Linked DNA regions of Homo sapiens: region 2 is linked to region 1. Evidence: chromatin contacts called from ENCODE Hi-C or POLR2A ChIA-PET data. All regions are on one chromosome and are shown on one strand. Each heading gives the region's core, a stretch centred on a gene start or an enhancer-like site at or near the end of the contact. The rest is flanking DNA. Distances are from core to core; before and after follow the strand shown.

Region 1 (5,589 bases), core at 2,741-5,240:
AAACCCAACTATATATTAAAAGGCCAACTGAATTTCTATAGTACTGTAATATTGGTATATTTGAAAATTATAATATCAATATTAGCCAAATATCATAGTAAAATCATATCAAAACAGATATAGATGGAGCTTTTGATAAAAGTTAGCTCCTATTAATGATAAAAGCTATCTACAGACTAGGGCAAGAAGGAAAAAGAGTAATCATTTTTTTGAAAAGTAGTAGTAGCAAACTTCTTAATCATTAGTAAAATGCTGAACACTTTCTCCTGATTCACAAACCAGACAAGGATGATGCCCACTTTCAGCACTTAAATTCAACATTTTATTAAAGATCTTCTCTATTACAATAATAGAGGAAAAAGAAATAAAAGGAATAAATATTGGGAAGAACAAATGCTATCATTAATTGAAGATCAAGATGAACATATAGAGAATTCAAAAAATTTATGTACAAACTAGAAGAAGTTAATATAATCAAGTTCCTTAAATAAAAGATTAATATTTTTAAAGCCAATTGTATTTCTACCACAGCAAGAAAATAAAAAATAGAATTCTAAAACTATCCTTTACTAGCTTACTAAAAAACATCAGACTCAAAAAAATTAAATAAAAAAAGAATTGGATTGGGGCAGATAAAAAAAAGAAATCAGACCCATAAATTTAGTGAAACATGAACAAGACATCTACATTGAAAAATATTCCTCAAAGAACAAAAACAGAAACACCATTTGACCCAACAATCCCATTACTTGGGTATATACCCAAAGGAATATAAATTGTTCTCTTATAAAGACACAAGCACACATACATTCACTGCAGCACTATTCACAATAGCAAAGACATGGAATCAACCTAAATGCCCAGAATGGTAGACTAGATTTTTAAATGTGGTACATATACACCATGGAATGCTATGCAGCCACAGAAAAAAAATGAGATCATGTCCTTTGCAGGGACATGGATGGAGCCGGAGGCCATTATGCTCTGCAAACTAACACAGGAACAGAAAACCAAATACCCCATGTTCTCACTTGTAAGTGGGAGCTAAATGATGAGTACACATGGACACATAGAAGGGAACAACACACACTGGGACCTGTCAGAGGACAGAGGGTGGGAGGAGGGAGAGGATCAGGAAAAAATAACTGATGGGTACTGAGCTTAATAGGGCGATGAAATAATCTGTACAACAAATGCCCATGACACAAGTTTACTTATTTAACAAACCTGCAAGTGTACCCCTGACCTTAAGAACTGTTTTTAAAAAAGACTTCTACATTGAAAACTGTTTTTAAAAAATTAATAAGTGGCACACATAGGGGCCCAACTTAAAAGTTTCTTTGCAATTAAATGTGAAAAAGGTAGTCTTTAAAACAAACAATAATCAGAAACCACAAAGAATAAAGTGAACTTTGACCTATACCTCAGAAAACACAAAACAGTCAATACCAGAGAGATGAGACATCTAAATGTGAAAGGTTTGTCTTGAAAGATCAAAGAAAGAATTTATTTTAATTATTGGAAAATATGTTCATGACCTTGAGGTTAGAAAAAAACTTCTTAAAAACACAAAAATCACTAATTATAAGTAAAAGTTTAATTAATTGCACTCCATTAACATTAAGAATTTCTGTTCAATACAAGATCTTTGGAGAGAGGGAAATGCCAAGCCACGGAAAAGATTTGTCACACACACACACACACACACACACACACACACACACGTGTGCACATCTCCAACAACAGATTTGAATCTAGAATATGACGATAAGTCAGACAACTCACCCATGCAACTCCTACTTACCCAACCCCAAAATGTGTACTTCATGGAAAGGATATCTAAGTGATGTGAGGTGATATGAAAATGTGTTCAAATGTAGGCGCTATCAAGAAATGCGAAATGAAATAACACAATACGGCCACTCACTCACCAAAAAAAAACTAAAGTAAAAAAAAAAAAAGACCCATGTTAGCGAGGTTATAAAGCAACTGGGACCTTTATACACTGTTGACGGGAATATAAATCATTAACCACTTGGGAAGTTATTTGGCATTATCTGCTAAAGCTAAATAAGCCTACCCTGTGACCCAGCAATTCTAAATTTGTATCAAACACAAATAAGTGCTCATAGCTCCCAAAAGATATGCACAAAAATGTTTCTAACAGCATTATTCATAATGGCCAAAAACCATAAACAACTTGAACACCATTAATAAATAACTTGTGACATATTCATATTAAGAAAAATACTGTGAACCAGTGAAAAACAAGAATGAATTACAAAAGTGTACTGTTGAGCACAAGAAGCCAGAAACCAGAGTATATATTACATAATTCCATTAACATAAAACTCAAAAACAAGCAAAAAAAATCTATGGTGATAGAAGTCAGAATAGTTAACAAGGAAGTGATTATTCACATGGTGGGGGGGGGCAATGGGAGCCTATCAGAATGCTAGAAATGTACTATATCTTGATCTGCTTGATGGTTTATACAAACTCATACAAATGTAAAAATCTGGCTATGGCCAGGGGTGAAGCAAGGTAGCAGAATAGAAGCCTACACCATTCAAGCTCTCCCACACCATGCTGGAACAGCAAATTTTAAAAACTATCTGCAAAGAGAAAAGCACTCTCACAAGAACCAAAACTCAGGTAAGCAATCACAGTACCTGGTTTTAACTTCATATCTTGAAAAAAAGGCATTGAGGAAGACAGGAGAGACAGTCTTGAATCATGGATGCCACCCCTATTTCCTATTCCCTGGCAATGGCCATGAGGTAGAGAGAGAGAATATACTTCAGGGAGGGAAAGCGCAGAGACTCAGTGCTGCCCTGTCACAGCAGAGAATGAAGCCCTGCTGGGCTCAGCCAGTGGCCATGCTTGGAGGGGCATTTGACTAGCTCTAGCCAAAGGGGAGTCACCCATCCCAGCAAGTCAGAACGAGTTTCCCAGCAAGCATCACCACTGCAGGCTGAAGTGCTCTGGGGTCCTAGGTAAACCTGAATGGCAGTCAAGTTGGGTTCTAACAAGGACTCCAATTCCTAGGCAACTCCTAGTGCTTAGAGCCAGTGAACTAGGGTTGCTCATGACCTAGGGAGGCATCAGCTGTCCATCCCCCAACCCAGGCAGTGCAGCTCACAGGAACCAGACTGACTCCTTCCTTCTGCTTAAGAACAGAAGAGCAAAGAGTAAAGAGGACTTTGTCTTGCATCTTTTTTTTTTTTTTTTTTTTTTTGAGACGGAGTCTCACTTTGTCGCCTGGGCTGGAGTACAGTGGTGCCATCTCAGCTCACTGCCAACCTCTGCCTCCCAAGTTCAAGCAATTCTCCTGTCTCAGCCTCCCGAGTAGCTGGGACCACAGGCACGTGCCACCTCACCCAGCTAATTTTTGTATTTGTAGTAGAGACAGGGTTTCACCATGTTGGCCAGGCTGGTCTCAAACTCCTGACCTCAGGTGATCTGCCCACCTTGGCCTCCCAAAGTGCTGAGATTACAGGCGTAAGCCACCATGCCCAGCCCCGACATTGTCTTGCATCTTGGATACTAGCTCAGCCACACTAGAACAGAGCACCAGGCAGAGCCATGAGGCCCCCATTCCAGGCCCTAGCTCCCCAATGATATTTCTAGACACACTCTGGGCCAAAAGGGAACCGGCTGCCTTGAAGAGAAGGATCCAGTCCTGGCAGGACTCATCACCTGCTGACTAAAGAGTTCTTGGGCAATGAATTGCCACTGGGCACCAGCAATACCCAGGGAGTATGCTGTGGGCCTTGAGGTCTGAGACTACTTGCTTCAAAGGAGACCCAGCACATTCCCAGTTGTGGTGGCCACTGTGAAAGACTCCTTCTGTCTGAGAAAAGCAGAGGGAAAAGTAAAGGGAACTTTGTCTTGCTTTCAGGTATCACAGTGGGACAGAACAAAAGGCAGGCTTTTCAGATCCCCAAGTCCAGCCTCTTGGACACCATTTCTGGACCGGCTCTGGGCCAGAGGGGGGCCCACTGCCTGAAGGGTGAGTCCGAGGCCTGGCAGCACTCACCACAAGCTGATGAAAGAGCTCTTGGGCTTTAAGTGAACACTGGTGGTGTGGCCTGGCAGAACTGCTCATGGAACAGTCATGGTGCTGGCCACAGAGAGACGCTCCTCCTCTGCATGTGGAAAGGGGAGAGAAGAGCGGGAAGAACTTTTTGTATTGTGGTTTGAATGCCAGCACAGACGTAGTAAAAATAAAACATCAGGTAGATTGCTAAGGTTTTTAACTAGAATCGCAGGCTACCAGACAGCATCTCTGGACACACCCGGGGCCTGGGGAAACTCACCACCCTGAAGGGAAGGGCCTTGGGCAAGGCCCAGTGCTGTGCTGGCTTCAGGTCTGACCCAGCACAGTCCCAGTGATGGTGGCCACAGGGGTGCTTGTATCACCAAATCCCCAGAGTTCCAGGTGGCTCGATACAGAAAGAAAGACCCAATATGTTTGGAAGAAAGTAAAGTAAAAGAATAAGAGTTTTTGCCTGGTAATCCAGAGAAAACTTTTGGATCTTATCCAAGACCACCAAGACAATACCTATATAAGACTGCAAAAACCACTGTGTTATTGGCCTTTGAACCCAAGTCCCTTCAAATACCTGGAATGCTTTCCCAAGAAAGACAGGTACAAACAAGCCCAGACTGCAAAGTCTACAATAAATACCTAACTCTTCAATGTCCAGACACCGAAAACATCTAAAAGCATCAACACTATCCAAAAAACCTGACCTCACCAAATGAACTAAATAAGGCACTGGGGATCAATCCTAGAGAAACAGAGACACATGACATTTCAGACACAGAATTCAAAATAGCTATTTTGGGCCAAGCACGGTGGCTCACACCTGTAATCCCAGCACCATGGGAGGCCGAGGTGGGTGGATTACTTGAGGTCAGGAGCTCGAGACCAGCCTGGCCAACATGGTGAAACCCCATCTCTACTAAAAATATAAAAATTAGCCAGGGGTGGTGGTGGGTGCCTGTAATCCCAGCTACTCAGCAGGCTGACATGGAAGAATCACAGAACCTGGGAGGCAGAGGTTGCAGTGAGCCAAGATCGTGTCACTGCACTCTAGCCTGGGCAACAGAGCGAGACTTTGTCTCAAAAAAAAGCTATTTTGGCCAGGTGCAGTGGCTCATGCCTGTAATCCCAGCACTTTGGGAGGCCAAGCAGGCAGATCACTTGAGGTCAAAGACCAGCCTGGCCAACATGGTGAAACCCTATCTCTATTTTTAAAAAAATACAAAAATTAGCCAGGCATGATGGTGCACGCCTGTAATCCCAGCTACTCAGAAGGTTGAGGCAAGAGAATGGCTTGAACTTAGGAGGCGGAGGTTGCAGTGAGCTGAGATCGTGCCACTGCACTCTAGCCTGGGTGACAGAGTGACAGTCCATCTTAAAAAACAATAGCTACTTTGAGGAAACTCAAAGAAATTCAAGATAACACAGAGAAGGAATTTGGGATTCTATAAGATAAATTTCACAGATTAAAATAATTAAAAACGGGGCCAGGCGTAGTGGCTCATGCCTGTAATCCCAACACTTTGGGAGGCCAAGGCAGG
Region 2 (5,921 bases), core at 2,244-4,743, 53 kb after region 1:
GCATCACACATCACTTTGTACATCAATCAGCCAGAACTACTGACGTGACCACACCTAACTGGAAATAAAGCTAGAAAACACAGTCAATCGGGTTTTGTTAATAAAGAAGAGCCCTAACAAAATTCCAACAGCCTTTTCTGCAGAAATGGAAAAGCCAATCATCACAATATGGAACTGCAAGGAGCCCAGAAAAGCCAAAATAACCTGGAAAAACAGTTTAGAGGACTTACCCTTTTCAATTTCAAAACTTACTACAAAACTATAGCAATCCAGGCTGTATGGTACTGGCAGAAGGATAAACATATAGATCAATGGAATAGAACTGAGAGTCTAGAAAAAAATCCAAACATCTAAGGCCAGTTGATCTTCCACAACGATGCTGAGTCCATTCAATACAGAAAGAATAATCTCTTTTCTATATGGCAAATCTGGAACAATTGGAATTTCCACATGGAAAAGAATGAAGTTGGATACCTACTTCAAATCATATATAAAAATTAACTCAAAATGGATTCATAACAAATATAAGAAGTGAAACACAAAACTTTTGGGAAAAAAATAGGCCGGGCATAGTGGCTCACACTTGTAATCCCAGCACTTTGGGAGGCCGAGGTGGGCAGATCACTTGAGGTCAGGAGTTCGAGACCAGCCTGGCCATAATGGTGAAACCCCGCATCTACTAAAAATACAAAAATTAGCTGGGCATGGTGTCACATGCCTGTAATCCCAGCTACTTGGGAGGCTGAAGCAGGAAAATCGCTTGAACTCAGGAGGCGGAGGATGCAGAGAGCCGACATTGTGCCACTGCACTCCAGCCTGGGAAACAGAGAGAGACTCTCCCCACATCAAAAAAAAAAAAAAAAAAACTTTTGGAAAAAAGCAAAGGGTAAACCAATATGACATTGGATTTGGCAATGGGTTCTTAAATATCACACCAAAAGCACAAGAAAAAAAAAAAGGGACAAATTGGATTTCATCAAAATGAAAAACTTGTATATCATTAATGCACATTATCAAGAAAGTGAAAAAGCAACCTACAGAATGGGAGAAAATATGTGTAAATAATATACATGACAAAGAATATCCAGAATGTATGAAGAACTCTAACAACAAAAGATAAATGCAATTTTTAAATAGACAAAGAATAGGCGAGACTATGCATATGGGGAGGCTGGAAATCTAAGAAATTTCTATACCTTCTGCTCAATTTCACTGTGAACCTAAAACTTTTCTAAAAATAGTCTATCTTTTAAAGTGGGCAAAGGGTTAATCAGACATTTCTCCAAAGAAGATATACAAATTGCCAATAAGCACATGAAAAGCTGCTCGTTATCAGTAATTATTAAGGAAGTAGATCAAAGCCACAATGAACCACCTACCACTTCATACCTACTAAAATGACTAATCAAAAAACAGAAAGTACCAAATGTTAGCAAGCATGTAGCAAAACTCAACCTTCATACATTGCTGGTGGGAATGTATGACGGTACCACTGCTTTGAAAAACAGTTTGGCAGTTCCTCAAAAAGTTAAACATAGAATTACTATATGACCCAGAAATATCACTCCTAAGCATATATGCAAAAGAGTTAAAAATAGGGACTCAAACAGATACTTGTATGCCAATGTTCACTGCAGCATTATTCATAATAACCAAAAGGTGGAAACAACGCAAGTATCCATCAACAAATGAACAGATAAACAGAATGTGGTATAGCCATACAATGGAATATTATTCAGCCATAAACAGGAATGAAGTTCTGACACATAATGCCACATGAATGAACCTTACGAATAGCATGCTAAATGAAATATGCCAGACACAAAATAATATTAAATGATTCCACTTATACAAAATATCTACAATATGTAGAAATTCAGAGAGACAGAAAGTAGATCAGAAGTTACCACAAACTGGGGAAAGGAGAGAATGTAGAGTTGTTGGTTAATGGATACAGAGCTTCTGCTTGAGGTGATGAAAAGGTTTTTGAAATAGTGGTGATGTTATACATTTTGAAATGTAATTGACACCACCAAATAATACACTTTAAAGGGGCTAAAATGGCAAATTTTGTTTTATGTGTGTGTGTGTGTATATATACATATACACACACACACACATATATACATATATATACATATATATACATAATATATACATACATAAATATATACATACACCAAAAGAAAGCAGACTGAGAAAAAGCAGTGTGACTATATACAATGTTTTTTTTTATCTGTCTCAAAAAAAATCTCTCTTTCTCAGTGTAGTAGGTAAAAATTTCACACATATGGCATTTTCCAGAATACCTCCCTCCCCAGAGTCGTGCCACAATTCCAAATTCATATATATTGCCAAGGTACTGAAGACAAGCAACAGTTAAAGCACATCCAAGAAATATACACAAACACATAAAAAATAACAAGTGAAATTATGACAAAATAGTACCAGAAATTCAACCACTATTATAATTGCCCTTACTCAACTTGAGGCATTTTTTTTGTAATAATATCCTCAGGTAAATAGTTTCTTTTACTTTTCATAATTTGGCTAAACATGTATATAAACAAGCTAGTGTCATTAGTATGTTGGTGCTATAACCTAAAAACTCAGAAGAAAATTAAGGAGGGCATGGAAATCCTCCCCCTCTACTCCCTTACCCTAAACCTTGCCCTACGCATCACTTCCATTTGGCTGTCCCAGAGTTTTGTCCTTTATAATCAACTGTTAATATAGATTCATACTTCTCCAGCAAAAACATGCTTCTTTTAAGGAAAAAAGCCATTTGAAGCTATATAACAAAAAGCTTGCTGCATTCTGGCAAATGAAAGCCAAGGACTATCTGGCATAAGCAGATACAGACAGCAGCCGCTCAGTGGCTTATAGGTTTCAGTGACAAAAACTGAGAACTTTACAGAGAAGAAAGCACATGAAATATCTCAAACACTGCCTTTTCACTGAATTATAAAGATAATTCAATATCCATAAAAAAGGAAAATTAATCAAAACTAAGCTGAACAAAACACACTGCTCATCTATAACTTCACCTCAATATGCTAGAATAGAATCATATATAGCTCTTTACATTCTAGAGGCTGGTAACTTTCACAAATGGACAGCTGTAGAGTAGCATAAATAGAAATCAAGTGAAACAGTTAAAGTGAAAGTCATTCTATGAAAGAAGAGTAAATTTGAACTAAACATTTTCTTGGCATTTCTTCATAAAGCTTACTGGATTTTCAAAAGAAATTCAGACTCAAATACAGTTTGAGCCATGTGCAGAGAATTTTGGAAAGAAAATGAAACTTGACTTTTTAACTAATATTTAAGCAGCTTTATGTAAAAATTCTTAGGGTTGACGAACACTAAACAATTAGGGTTTTCAAAAACTGAATTTAATTGTCTGTTAAAAAACTAATGCCCTCTCACAGCAATCATCTTTGTATATCTGAGAACTGAAACATAAATGAGAAACACTGTTGCAAAGGAAATACTTCTACAGCTGGAGGGAAAATTCCTTTGTCATTTCCAAATACTAGTTATATTACATCATCTCCTTTTACTTCTTTTTTTAAATGGAATGGTTTACATGTTTTTTAGTAATACACCTAATTGAAAACAAAATATACTAAACTGTCATAAATATTTCATCCTAACCCTATTTTAAGCTGTAAATATATAATGTTATCTAGATACACTGATTAATATCTGCTTTAAATTCTATTGATTCTCAGCAAAGACATTAAATTTAGAAACTAAAATGATTACAGATTTATTATGTAAATTTTTTATGGCTTTGCTACTATTTTGATGTTTTTCCCTTTAGATAAAATGCAAGATAAATTTTTAGGTATGCAATCATGAACAAAATAAATGACCCACAGTCTGGAAAATAAAAACGACCTTGAGCAACAGAAGTAGTCAACAAACTAAACAGAATGATTTCTCATACAAGGAAGCAAAGTATTACATAATTCAATAATAATTTCTTTTGGGGTGTGTTTTTCAATATGCATCTGAATGTAAAGAGTCATAATGTTAAAGTAAATAAAGACGTCATTCTCGTCCTCTGAAAACCTGACTCAGGAGTAGTTAGAAAGCGGACCAGTTTTCTCAGAGTCCTACAGTTCAGCAATCCCCTGAAACAAACTTCTCTTAACCTTGCCCTAAAACAGACATGTAGGGAAGAGCTGGTCAGTTCTTTAGATTTTCAAGGGATTTTCTCTAGGAGAAGTTGAAATTCATTACAAGAGGAATTTCATTTAATATAAGGCACCTCTCATTATTAAAAAGTCAAAAACAACAGATGTTGCTGTGGATGTGGTGAAAAGCGAACACTTATAGACTGCTACTGGGAACGTAAGTTAGTACAACCTCTATGGAAAACTGTATGGAGATTTTTTAAAGAACTAAAAGTATATCTACCATTTGATCCAGCAATCCCACTGCTGGGTATCTACTCAAAGGAAAATAAGTCATTACATCAAAAACACACCTGCACACATATGTTTATTGCAACACAATTCACAATTGTAAAGATATGGAACCAACCTAAGTGCCCATCAACCAATGTAGGGATAAAGAATATATGGTATATATATACACACATACCATGGAATACTACTCAGCCATAAAAAGAACAAAATAATGTCTTTTGCAACAACTTGGATGGAGCTGGAGGCCATTATTCTAAGTGAAGTAACTCAGGAATGGAAAACCAAATACCGTATGTTCTCACTTATAAGTGGGAGCTAAGCTATGGGTACACAAAGGCAGACAGAGTAGTATAATGGAGGTGGAGACTCAGAAGGGAGAAGGAAGAAAGGGGGTAAGGGATAAAAAACTATATATTGGGTAAAATGTACAGTACTCAGGTGACGAGTGTACTAAAATCTTGGACTTCACCACTATACAATTCATCCATGTAACCAAAAACCTCTTGTACTCCAAAAGCTATGAGAATTTACACACACGCACACACGGCATTTCTTTGCATTTACAAGTATCAACTTGAACATCAGAAGAGCGGGTAAGCGCTGCTAAACCAAAGCTACCTTTGCAGTTGTATAGTTGACACGTATTCTGATGCCTCCTCATAGCACCTGGCAGCTCCTTAGTTTTAAGAAATAATAATCATATCCATCCTTTGCGTCATTTACATCATTTGTGTGATTTGTCTTCACTGCTCTGTTAGTGTTCTTTTGCTGTGTGTTCACAGAAGTATCTGTGTATCACTAACGAATTTAACCTACATAGGTTTTTTAGGAATCAACTAAACTCCTAAGACAAAGACTATAAATTGCCATCATAAGAACAGAGAAATAACTGAAGAAGAAAAAGACTGATCTGCTCAAAGAATATACTCATAAATTCTAACACAAATTTCCCATTCCCTCTATCCAGTTTTGAGCTCCTCGATTACAGGACTTAGAAATACCTCAAAAAGAAAAACACAAGTTTGAAAATAAGATCAGTGAAGTAGGAGTAAAGGATGTAGACATTTTTTTTTTTTTTTTGAGACGAAGTCTCACTCTGTCGCCAAGCTAGAGTGCGGTGGCGCGATCTCGGCTTACTGCAACCTCTGCCTCCTGGGTTCAAGCGATTCTCCTGCCTCAGCCTCCAGGGTAGCTGGGACTACAGGCATGTGCCACCATGCCCAGCTAATTTTTGTATTTTTAGTACAGACAGGGTTTCACTATGTTGGCTAGGATGGTCTCAATCTCTTGACCTCGTGATCTGCCCACCTCGGCCTCCCAAAATGCTGGGATTACAGGCATGAGCCACTGTGCCCAGCCGGATTTAGACTTTTTAATTCTGTAAAAACTACAGCTGTTTTTAAAATTTTCATTTTTATCAGTTATTCATAAATACACATTCAATCATCACTTAAGATTTAGGAAAAACATTACGCCCCGTACCTA

Evidence for each region. Hi-C counts contacts between places; a loop is a spot of excess contacts on that map. ChIA-PET counts read pairs that join two places held with the same protein, here RNA polymerase II (POLR2A). Pooled maps may share reads with other maps.
Region 2: a loop to region 1 is called in a map of Calu3, with 2.4 times the contacts of the local background. The contact joins two enhancer-like sites. A Hi-C loop is called at or near these places in 8 of 168 maps with a recorded cell type or tissue (A673, Calu3, adrenal gland and 5 more) and 3 of 50 pooled maps. POLR2A ChIA-PET finds 5 or more read pairs at or near these places in 2 of 52 experiments (H1 and MCF 10A).

What each region holds. Positions count from the first base shown.
Region 1 is chr1:227,242,070-227,247,658 of GRCh38, forward strand. The region is part of intron 2 of CDC42BPA (CDC42 binding protein kinase alpha); the gene reads right to left. Among named protein-coding and RNA genes, the nearest start is that of CDC42BPA, 74 kb to the right of the region's middle. Within about 2 kb of position 3,991, at least 2 of the 41 ENCODE cell types and tissues checked have a DNase peak (open chromatin) inside an H3K27ac peak, as active enhancers do.
Region 2 is chr1:227,295,863-227,301,783 of GRCh38, forward strand. The region is part of intron 1 of CDC42BPA (CDC42 binding protein kinase alpha); the gene reads right to left. Among named protein-coding and RNA genes, the nearest start is that of CDC42BPA, 20 kb to the right of the region's middle. Within about 2 kb of position 3,494, at least 2 of the 41 ENCODE cell types and tissues checked have a DNase peak (open chromatin) inside an H3K27ac peak, as active enhancers do.